Linked DNA regions of Mus musculus: region 1 is linked to region 2. Evidence: chromatin loops called from intact Hi-C (ENCODE). Cell type or tissue: left cerebral cortex. All regions are shown on one strand. Each heading gives the region's core, and the rest is flanking DNA. Links, peaks and the distances in the headings are about the cores only. Region 1 overlaps Mrps9 (mitochondrial ribosomal protein S9). Region 2 overlaps Tgfbrap1 (transforming growth factor, beta receptor associated protein 1).

Region 1 (5,380 bases), core at 246-5,245, 140 kb before region 2:
ACCTAAAGGATAATTTCTCCTCACTAATAAACTAGCTAAGTAGAAACTATTGCTATTTTTCTAGGTAGTTTTTCAGATTTTTAGAGAAACCTCCCTAGAAGGCCCGTGAGTTGACTCATTCTGTCAGCTCCTCCGGCAGTGTGAGTGTTGTGAGGTGTGTCTCACATTTGAAGTGCAGAGCATGCCAATGCCAGAGTGTAAGGGAAGCGCATGCCCTCCTGATGGAAAGACGGTGTTCACAGAAAGCAGCTGCCCCAGAAACCAACGCTGGCAAAGCAGGGGAGGGGAGGGGAGAGCTCCGGAGCTTCGGCTCGTTTTCCCAATTGTGAACACTAGAAAGTGTCTGCCTTTTCCCTTTCAACTTCCTCCTTCTGGAGGGAATTAATTGTTCATATATGGAGGAAGCAAAGAAACCTGTCTGGAGTAAAGTCAAAACACAACTTTTGTCCGTTCCTGGTTCTGTGTGCATTATTCCTGAAAAGGTAGGTGTTTTCCCAATCAGGCGTTTCACGGCTTCTGTCCATTCGCTGTCCTCCCTTGGAGCTCTGAGTGAGCCGCCATGCAGAGCTCTTCTTGTGGACGGCAGCTATCCCACGACTTGGCTCTGTGCAGACGAGGTGCTGCGAGATTATTTCCTACCTTCTACTCCTGTGTCCAGAGTGCGCGCTGGTGTGTAAGGCAGGGGGCTGAGGCTCCTCTATGCCTGTGTTGTGTAAAGCAACAGTAACTGCCTCAGGAAAGTGCATTCCTTGTATTTGAATGTGTCCCCGTGTCAAGAGGGAATTTGTTCTTAACTCTGTGTGATACAAATTAAACGTTCTCAGCCATTATCTCACTGGAATAGATGCAGGGAGCCTAGGAGAAGCCAGCGAGAGGCCCACACCACAGGATAGTGACTTCAGCAGAAACAGCAAGGATGGCTGGCCTCTCTGTGATTTGGTGTGCAGACATAGTTACCTATGATTTAACCACCAGTCTTAACCATAGCTTAGTCTGGAAATTCAGTTTCACCTTAAATCTTACATCTCCCCAACTCCCTGCCACCACCCCAGGTTGAGACAGGGTTTCACTGCATGGCTCTGGCTGTCCTGGAACTTGCTGTGAGACCCACCCAAGTCTGAGGCACAGAGATCACCTGCCTCTACCTCCCAAGCTCTGTGATTGAAGGTACTTCCACTACTCCTGGCAGCTGAGTCTTTTAGTTTGAATTCAACCAGCAACATTATCTGTGGCCCTTTATGCGAAAGATGTCAGTGCCTACTATTAGATGGTTATGACTACTATTAAAGATGATACCTGCTATTAAGGAACATCTGGTTGGGAAGCCTAGTGCTGCTGCTCTTAGTGGGAAGGGACACGCAGACGCTCTGACTGACTTAAGATAGCCTTGGGGAATGGGGGGCCCTGCTAGCGATGTGCTACCCTTTCCTTCCAGAGAAGCAGGGCTGATAATTTTGAGTCAACAGTGAAGAGACCTCTGTCACTGGGAGATGGCAGAAGCAAGGGTCTGTTTCTGAGCTGTGTAACTTCAGACGCAAAGCTTCGAAGCCAGACCTGCAGCTGGGAGAGGGAGCTGTGCACGATGATCTCCGCGCTGCTGTTCTTCAAGTCACTGGACCTGTTCATCCTCCCAGGGTTATTTCTGTGAGGGCTGCCATTTTACAGAGGGAAAGCTGACCGTGAGGATGCTGCAGTGGTGCCTCCCCAGGGTCAGCAGAGGTCTTTCATTTGCTCTTATTTACAACAAACATGGATTGCTGTGTGCCTGGAATTTGGGACACAAGAGAAGTTGATAACCTTTCTGGAAAGCTGAACTAACTGATACTTACATGCGCTAATCGCGTAGTAGAAGGAACAGGCGTGCATTTGAAGCAGCTACACAAAAATCAGTGTCTGTATTTGGTACCAGAGGACTAGCATTCAGAGAACATATAAACGAGGAAATCATTGATTTGTAAATTTTTGAAGCATGCCAGTTTGTACAACTAAGACAGTGTGGGGTTTGCAGTGAAGGCTTTCATCGGCACTCCTGAGAGAGGAAGTGCTGCGATGTGAAGGGTTTTCCTTTGATGAACCTGCAAGTCTGTGCTGGTTTAAAACTGGTACCAGTGGCAGCAGCATGACTAGTTGTTAAAGTTTGGGGTGAGGCTTGTAGATTGTTTTACACTCAGTGTCCTTCCAACTTCCCGCTCTGCAGACTTTTGTCATCTGTCTCACCTTGACCATTCTGCCTCCATGACTAATGTAGCTCCAGAAATTTTATTCTGCAGTTCAGTTTTGTTTTTCTGAATTTTGGTCTGGTGATTGATTATATAAGCATGTATTTTGGAATCTAAAAACCTTGAGTATTGAGACAGATAAATGTTTATGGTCTCAAACAAATGGTTGGTCAAAAGCCTCTTTTGTAGCTTCACTTCTGTTGCAAACTCTCTTCCTGCCAGGTGATGTGGGGACTTCCTCAGCGCATGCGTCAGACAGCCCCACTCTGCCCTGCAGTGTCACACTTTGGTTATCAGTCTCTGGCTCCCTTGGTTTCCATAATATGGCTGTTGCTTACAATAGTATGGCTAGTTTTGTCTGGTTGCCTTAAGTATTCTGTCAAAAAAAGCAGGGTAGGCTTATGTCTGTTGTGGAATTGGCCAGTCCTTGGATGCACCGTTACAGATACAGCTTGCTCTGGCCTTGAAGTGTTTCTGTGGCTCCACTCACAGGGGTTATTTCCTTATCTGTTTGGTGTGAAAAGTTGTGTTTGCATCTCCAGCTGTACTCAGCTCAGAGCTAACGGTAAAAGCTGCAGTGGCAGACAAGGCAAATGATGCGATACAAATGGATTTCCTGAAGTACAAGTTCAGGAGATACTGGAGCTCAGGGATAGAGTGCTTGCCCAGCACCCACACGGCCTTGAGTAAATAAATAAATTCATTAAAATTAAAAACTCAGCAGAGGTGAAGGCAAAATAACAAAATCCAACTCCTATAGAGATGGCAGTGAGCATCATACTGATGTAATGGTGCGAGCAGGTGCTTGTTCTCCTGGGTGAGAGGGGCTCAGGACCATGCTTGTGTGTGCTGCTCTTTGGTGCCTACCTGTGGTTTGCTCCTTGGTCCTGCAGGGCCTGACTGTACATGCATCTTAGGGAGCTACAGTAGGGATTTGTGATTTGGGTAGAAGGAAGATAGTTATGTTCACTGTGATTTTAGAAACTTTAAACACAGCGTTAAACAGATGAGTACCGTCCATTCTGCAGAAGTAAATATACCTCATTTAGGAAAGCCAAATGGCATCTGAGTTTTGCTTGAGAAAGCCTATTAATGTATACCTGACCGCTGAATTCAAAGGCTGGGTTCAGTGGGTAATGGTGCCCCTTGGCTGTAAGGCTTCATTACATGGTGATCTTCACAACTTGCAAGGTTCTCATGAGATTATCAGTAAACAGTAACAGTTGATGTACTGCTCTACTCTGCCCATGCCACCACCACACCAAAAAGAAAAAAAGAAAATCTTTGAGCTGTACATAAGCCAAGCATTCTAAACCCCAGGAGGAGCCATGTTTCTGTGATTGGTGTAACTGCGGCTGGCACCATTTGGTTTTTGTAACTGTTCACAAAGTCACATCTTCATAGGAGGCTTAACCCATGTGATGTGCCCTGCCCTAGAGAACAGTTGATGTTCCCTTTCCACTTCCTGGACCGGCTGGAGAGACACGATGTGACCTGCACAGTCTCCGGGGGAGGGAGGTCAGCGCAGGCAGGCGCCATACGCTTGGCGATGGCCAGAGCTTTGTGCAGCTTCGTCACTGAGGATGAGGTCGAGTGGATGAGACAAGGTAGGTGTGTGTGTGTGTGTGTGTGTGTGTGTGTGTGGGCGGGTGTGGGGACGGGGGGTGTGAATGCTGCCTCCCACTGGTGTGGCTCTCAGGACCCCTCCATCCCCTCCATCCCTCCATTCTGCAGAACCACAACTCTCAGTTGCAGGCTAGATTTCTACACCGTAACCCAAGACTGGGACAGGAAATGGTTCTCCCTCCCAGCCATTGACATTTGTCTCTGCTGAAATATGCAGCCCAAGGCCTGCAGGAATTATTTTGGCCTTAAGGCATAATCTTTTGTGCAGCAGACCCAGCATATAACTCAACTATATTTGAAACAAATTGGATTTTTTTACTTCTTCATAAGTGTCAGTGATAATTTTTTAGTTAATGATAGATTAACTGTTTCCTAACATCAGGGCTTTTCTCTTTTGTTGTTGTGATATTACAATTTGATTTGCTTTTCTTTTTCATTCCACTTTGTGACCCTGTCTCCTGGGTAGTGAATGAAGACAACTGCATGGTAGGGTAAAGAGTATGCCTGATCCTGCTGGATATTACATAACACGCAGAGGCCATTCAAGCTGAAGGTGGCCTTTGCTCCATCCACAGGAAGAAAGCTCGGTCTGTGCAGCAGATGCAGCAGGCTTTGGAAACCACCTAGTGCTTCCAGCTTCCCTCACTTCCACCCATAGAAGGTGGTCTCGCGACTCTGCCTGTGGCGCAGCCACTGGGATCATAGAAGTAGAGCTTGTGGCTTAGGCTACTTAATTATTTTTTTAATTCTCTTAGAATGTTGCTCACATAAATAATTTGGCATTTAATGAAATTCACTAACTTGTGAAAATCTGTAGTGAAGGGGGTTTGGATGGATTCCACTTAACCCTTGTGCTCTTTGGAGCGGTGTGCATATGGCTTTGGATATAACATAGGACATACCTCTATTCCATTCATAATAGTTATTTTATTCCATAAATCCCCTACTAAATACCACCATATGCCCTGCGCCAATAGCAAGATTGCTAGTGTTACAAAAGTAAGAAGGGCCAGGATCAGGAATGCACACCATTAATCCCAGGACTAGGGAGGCAGAAGCAGGCAGATCTCTGTGAGTTCAAAGCCAGTCTGATCTACATGTAGAATTCCAGGTCAGCCCGAGCCACATAGTGAGACTTCAACAACAAAAGGAGAACTAAAAGCAATAGTCTATGTACATTATACAGCAGTTGGATTTTCCTAGTGTCTTCGATGGTGACTAACATTCCCATCGGACCATACACTGAAAGTAAAGTAACCCAGGGGTTGCCTCAAACCATTTTTGCTTCTGATGATTACACAAGCTGCAGCTTCCAGCTGGAAGTGACTTTATTCTTCTAGAACAGTTTCTATCCAAAGAATAACTCTGAACTTACTTAACTTCTTAAGTAAAACACCAAGGAATACCATTTTCACAGAAGTTCTAGTGAGATACTTCCTTCTTTCAACGATGTTCAGCAAACCCTGTTTGTATATGAACTTCAGCTGTGCTGTTGGCAGGCGTGTGTGTGCTTCCTCACTGCCCAGGTACAGTGA
Region 2 (5,380 bases), core at 174-5,173:
GGAGGAAGGAGTTTATTCAGCTTCTATTTCCACCTGGCTCAGCACCAAAGAAAGTCAGGACGGGAACTCAAAAAGGGCTGGAACCTGGAGGCAGGAGCTGATGCAGAGGCCATGGAGGGATGCTGCTTACTGGCTTACTCTCCATGATTTCCTCAGCCTGCTTTCTTATAACACCCAGGACCTCCATCCCAGGGATGGCACTACCCACAATAGGCTGGGCCTTCTCCTATTGATCATTAGTTAAGAAAATGCCTTACAGCTAGATCTCATGGAGGCATTTCCTCAACTGAGGCTCTTTTCTCTCTGATGACTTTAGTTTGTGTCCAGTTGATGCACAACACCAGCCAATACACTATTTAAAAACCATGAAATGGACTGTCGATTTGCTTTTAAGAAGGAATTGTCATGCATGCATGTATGCTACAATAGTCCAAATGAGTTCAATCATGGAAGGGAACTGCAGACTTTGACTTAGTTAGGCTACCTGTGTTGTTGGAAACACAGAAGCAGGAAGAAGAGTGTGGTTGCCGGATCCAGGGAAAGTGAAATGCGAAGTTATTGCACTTCACTGAACACAGAATCTCAGAAATTAGGAAAAAGCAGAATTGGATGTTGGTAATGGTTGCGTGACAGACAATGTGCTACTGAAAGGTATTCCTTACAAGTGGCTGCAGGGGCTGGAGAGACGAGTCAAATGTGAAGAGCACTGACTGCTCTTTCAGAGGACCCAGGTTCAATTGACAGCACCTTATAATCATCTGTACCTCCTGTCCCAGGGGAACTAACACTGTCTTCTGGCCTCTGTAGGCACTGCATGGATATGGTGCTCAGACATATATGCAGGCAAAATACTCCTACACATAAATATAAAACAAAATGGAAGAAGAAAGTGGTTGGAAGGTTGGTACGATAGCTGAGTGGTTGAAAGTGATTGTTGCCAAGTATGATGGTCTGATAGTCCAGAACCTATATGATGGAAGGAGAATTGACTCCTTTGAGTTGGCCTCTGTCCTGCTCTAGTAAAAAAAATAGTGTTTATAATGCTCTGATTTATGGACTATATGTTTACAGTTTAAAGAGGAACACTTCTTAAATGTAGTAACATTGGTAGTAACAGTTACTGCTTTTCTTTAGGGCACAATACCGATTTCTTGACGTGGTTTATTCATATAAAATAAGTATACTCTGGTAAATTATTTGAAGTCAAAAGAAACTGTTTTCAGGGGTGCGCATTATTATGCAAACAACCAAGAAACGCTTTTTTTGTCCTCTAATTCCCAAGAAAGCAAAAGTTTAGCATTTGGTGATACATATTTATAAGCTTCAGCCAATGGTGGTCTGCAACTCAGCAATGTATTGAAACAATTTAGAGTGGATTTGGGGGCTTTCCTGTAACATCCTGACTACAGAGGTGGGAGCGAAGGACACTGGGCAGCCTGCCCCTAATCCCCAATTCTATCATGTGCATCAACTGATCCAGGAAAATCAAAAACGTTTGTGTTGACCACTGAGGGTAAGTCAGCTTAATCGTAGGCAACGAAGACCAGGTCATCTAGCTCGTATTCCTGAGATCTGGCTGAGATTTTTCTGCTGAGCTTAGGAAGAACACAGATAGAATCTGAAGGGGGAAAATTACTATCTCAAGTAAGAAATGGAAAATGTCCCATAAAGATGACCATGGTGGTGAAGGACTCAAAGAAGCTAGAGACAAAGCAAAATGCTTCTTAGCACAGACTAGAGGACAGGAGCAACTGAACACCAGACAGCAGAGCTAGAGCCCCCGTGGGTGGCTATGGGGTCACTTTCCTGTGCAGTGAGCACGAAGTGAGATGTGGGAGTCCTGACATCCCATAGGGACAGACACACTACAGCTCCAGCCAGGCTGCTGCTGAGCAGGATTTGTGTGCTGGGTGCTACCACAGTTCCCTAAGCCCCGGAGGGCAACATTGAGTGTTGAAGGCCGAGTCACAGCTATTACCTTACCCTGATTCCTACACTTGAAGGGACCTTGGATACTACCCAGCTCTACCCAGTGATCATGGATGAGACCCCAACGTCCAGGGAAAGTGTCGGAGGCAGCATCTTTTTGATAAAGTCACACTCATCTCACTAGCTGTGTATTGCTTTCTAATTCTTTCTTGCCACGTGATCTCATTTAGCTAATTTACAACTCTAGGCTGCAGACTGAATTATAGCTATTTGTTTCCCTTCCCTGGTTGCAAGCTAAAGGAAAGCAGGCGTCATTAATTCAGCGCTTTTCTCCAAACGGCATGTTAACAAGCTTTTAGATGGTGTTCTAGCCACTGAGCTTTTCTGAGGAGGTTAAAGGGTCTCTGATCCATATGGTTTAGATTCTTGCAGGTTTTCATTTCGAACGCTAAGGTTGACAGATTCGCTAGGAGCAAATGGGGTGTTAGTTAATATCTAATTACTCCTAACACAAGTCACAGCCCATTTAACTGAGGCAGACGCCAGTCTTTGCCTCCTCAAGATTCATTTAGAACAATTCATGTTTCCTCTGCCTTATCTCTTGTCTTTGTAGTAATTCCACAATTCGGTGTGAATGCTGCCTCTTTTTCCCAGACTAGCCTCCATCTAGTTTGGTTTCCACCATATCTTGCTTTTTTTTTTTTTTTTTACTAATATGCTAATACATACTAGGATACCAGTGTATAAGTCATTAAAAATAATTTTTAAAAAAACAGCTGTGGCCTCACTTCTCTAAACACAGCACCCGTGGTAGTTCAAGTAACAGTGACCTCAGGTTAGTTTTTTGGGTGTCTTTACTTGGCAGAATTTGTAGGCTAGGACCATCCTGATGACCTAGTGCCAAACTAAAACACCAGAACACCATCCCAGCTTTCCTGTTTGAAATCTGTGCATTGGCAGCATGCCTCACTTGCTGATGTGAGATTTACCCACCTACCTAACAGCAGGGTTAGAAGAATCAGGAAGAACCTTGCAGTAACAAGCCCCTCCTTTTCTCAGGAGTGGAGCAGTACCCAGGCTGGAAGCTATGAGAGACTAGTGGCATTCAACAGCTTTGCTCAAAGACCTACTGTGACCATTTTTTGGGGGGGAGGTTGATTTGAGAAAAAAAAAAAAGGTGTACTCATGTGTGTTGGAAGTGCATGGGGCACGAGGATGATCTCATGTGTCCAGTTCTGACTTTCCTTCTTAATATCCTTGCAGACAGGGCCTCTCATCGAACCTGGAGCAATGTTGTCTCTGCCCTCTATATCTCTGGGCTTCTAGGCCAACTTCTCGTGGTTTTCAACATGGGTTCTGGGATTGTGAATCAGGTTCTCATTCATGCTTTGCAGCAAGCACTCCTACCCAGTGAAGCATCTCTTCACCCCAAGAAAGTAGAAAGGTCTGTTTATATTTCTGGAATGTGTTCAGGATTTGGAATGCAGGAGCATACAGCTTGGAGCATTTGGCTCCAAGGACAATGAGTTGTCACCCAGAATATCTTCGTTCACAAGGCCTCAGTGCCTTGTTCATCTGAAGGCATGGCGTATACAGGAGTGCCCTAAGAATAAGCTGAAGATAAATGCTGAGGTAGAGTTTAAAATCCAGCCAAGTTGTAGAAGAGCCCAAGGGGCAGCTGCAGCTGCCACCAGCACATCCATGGGCACAGGGAAAATCAGAGTACAGCTGGATTCCAGAGGACCTTAGAGTGAGGCAGTATCTGTGGAAACCAGTACTTCAGCAATGTAGTGTTTATTTAAAAAAAAAAAATGACCCAAGAAAAGGACAAAGAATTAGAAGAATTTTAATAAAATCAACAAGTTTACATTTGTACATCTTGTGGATTTGGGACTCGTTAAGAGGCAAAGGAAGCTAGGAGGACAGATTCCTGTGGGATAGCAAGCAGGAAGCAAGGACTGCCCCAGTTGTGCAACAGGTGCCGTGTGACAGTGTGACCCATTTCTCTGTGCTCCAGGAGTGTCAAGCATGGCTCACAGGAGCCTCTCTCTCTCAGCTCTGTGTTCAAACCCAGTGCCCACAGCCAAGGTGACAGGCCTACATTAACACAGGTAAGCAACAGCAGATAGACAATTCCCAAAACTGAACATTCCTGCTCCCTTCCAGATACGAATGTGACCCAAGCTCAGCCAGTGTTGCTCCAGCTAGGATGGTTTTACAGAGCTGTTGTGCTACCCAGGGGACAGTCACAAAAGAGCAGGGCTGTGACAAACTATGTTATATATTCATCTTAAAAATGGGATTTGTGAAATTGCCCCTGGGAGAGTGTGAAGAAGGTAAGGAAGTAATAGTTTGTAACATGTGAGGTGATTCTCCGCCTTATATAAGTGTTTGCTTTAAAGGATTTGGTGGTGGTGGTGGTGGGGCGGCTGGGCTGCTCTTTATAGATCAATACTCAGAGACTAGAGTCCCCCACATTAGGAGTGAGCAGTCACAAGTCCTTTCTGAGACTGCACCCGTTCTGCGCATGAAAAACAGCGCTTTCAGATGAAACCGCCAATTCATGGGCTGTAATGAGATGCAGTGAGAAGTGTTCTCAGTCATCCTTGGGACACAGCGGAGCTGCAAGGAGACTTCATCATTTATTCTCAGACACTCAACACGTGTAGGGAAAGGGGCGCAGTCCTCTGAACACTCAAGACGCTTCTACTCCCTGGCTTACTGGGAATCCCAAAGGGACAAGAAATACACCAATCATTGTAAGTGCAGAGATCCTTTTGTCAAGAATGGACAGGGAATGGGGGTGGGCAGGGTCTGGCAGATGGGCTGGGTGGGGTGTGTTCTGGGGCCGCCCCGGCAGCCCGGGAGATGATGCTTCTTTTCCAAGCATCCTGGTAGAGGCTGTGCTGTCTGCCCTGAGGTTCTCATAGAGTCACCACCCTGGGGGTGGCTCTGAGACTTCAAAGAGAGCAGGGAAATGGCAAGAGCTGCAGTTTGTCTGTGACAATGACAGATACCAAGTCCAGTTGGTCACAGATGAGACCTTTCCTCTGAGGGTTCAGGAAAGCTCTGGGCAGGCATGGAAAGTGCTGGCAGATAAGGTGGCCTGGCCTCCTAAGATCCTACAGAAACACCTGTGGGCAGAACAGGGAAAAGCCGCTCTCCCAGCTGCCAGCTACAGGCTACAGGGCTACAGGGCAGAGGCCAGTGTGAGCCTCTCCTGGAAGGCTCACTGGTTTACTGATCACATTTCCCTTTGAATTTCCCAAGTATTCAGTAGGAGGTACATTTTAATGAGGAAAGAGATATCTGTAATGAGTACAACTGAAGAAATTCCAAATGAGAAAATTACGAAGATGATATGAATTCAAATAAAAACACTGAGTTGTGTATGTCCGTCGAGGCGTTTCCAGTCAGGAAGTAGATGAAAAGAAACCTGCTTCTGGGCCCT

What was found. A loop is a pair of places that touch in the nucleus more often than their neighbours do. Peaks named below come from ENCODE experiments on the same cell type or tissue, not always from the same donor. Only the 100,000 strongest peaks of a DNase experiment are listed, where the experiment ranks them.
Region 1: it touches region 2 in a loop (3-fold over the local background); 17 of 42 quality-filtered maps call a loop at or near these places.

The regions. Positions count from the first base shown.
Region 1 is chr1:42,899,639-42,905,018 of GRCm38, forward strand. Mrps9 (mitochondrial ribosomal protein S9) reads left to right here. Exons shown (of 11, transcript NM_023514.4): 10 at 3,657-3,826. Among named protein-coding and RNA genes, the nearest start is that of Gm23126, 36 kb to the left of the region's middle. In left cerebral cortex, for the core only: no CTCF peak of the experiment used is centred there; no DNase peak of the experiment used is centred there.
Region 2 is chr1:43,043,510-43,048,889 of GRCm38, forward strand. It overlaps Tgfbrap1 (transforming growth factor, beta receptor associated protein 1), which reads right to left. Exons shown (of 12, transcript NM_001357299.1): 12 at 3,691-5,380. Among named protein-coding and RNA genes, the nearest start is that of Gm28782, 8.5 kb to the right of the region's middle. In left cerebral cortex, for the core only: no CTCF peak of the experiment used is centred there; DNase peaks (open chromatin) are centred at 2,996 and 4,503; H3K27ac peaks cover 748 bases.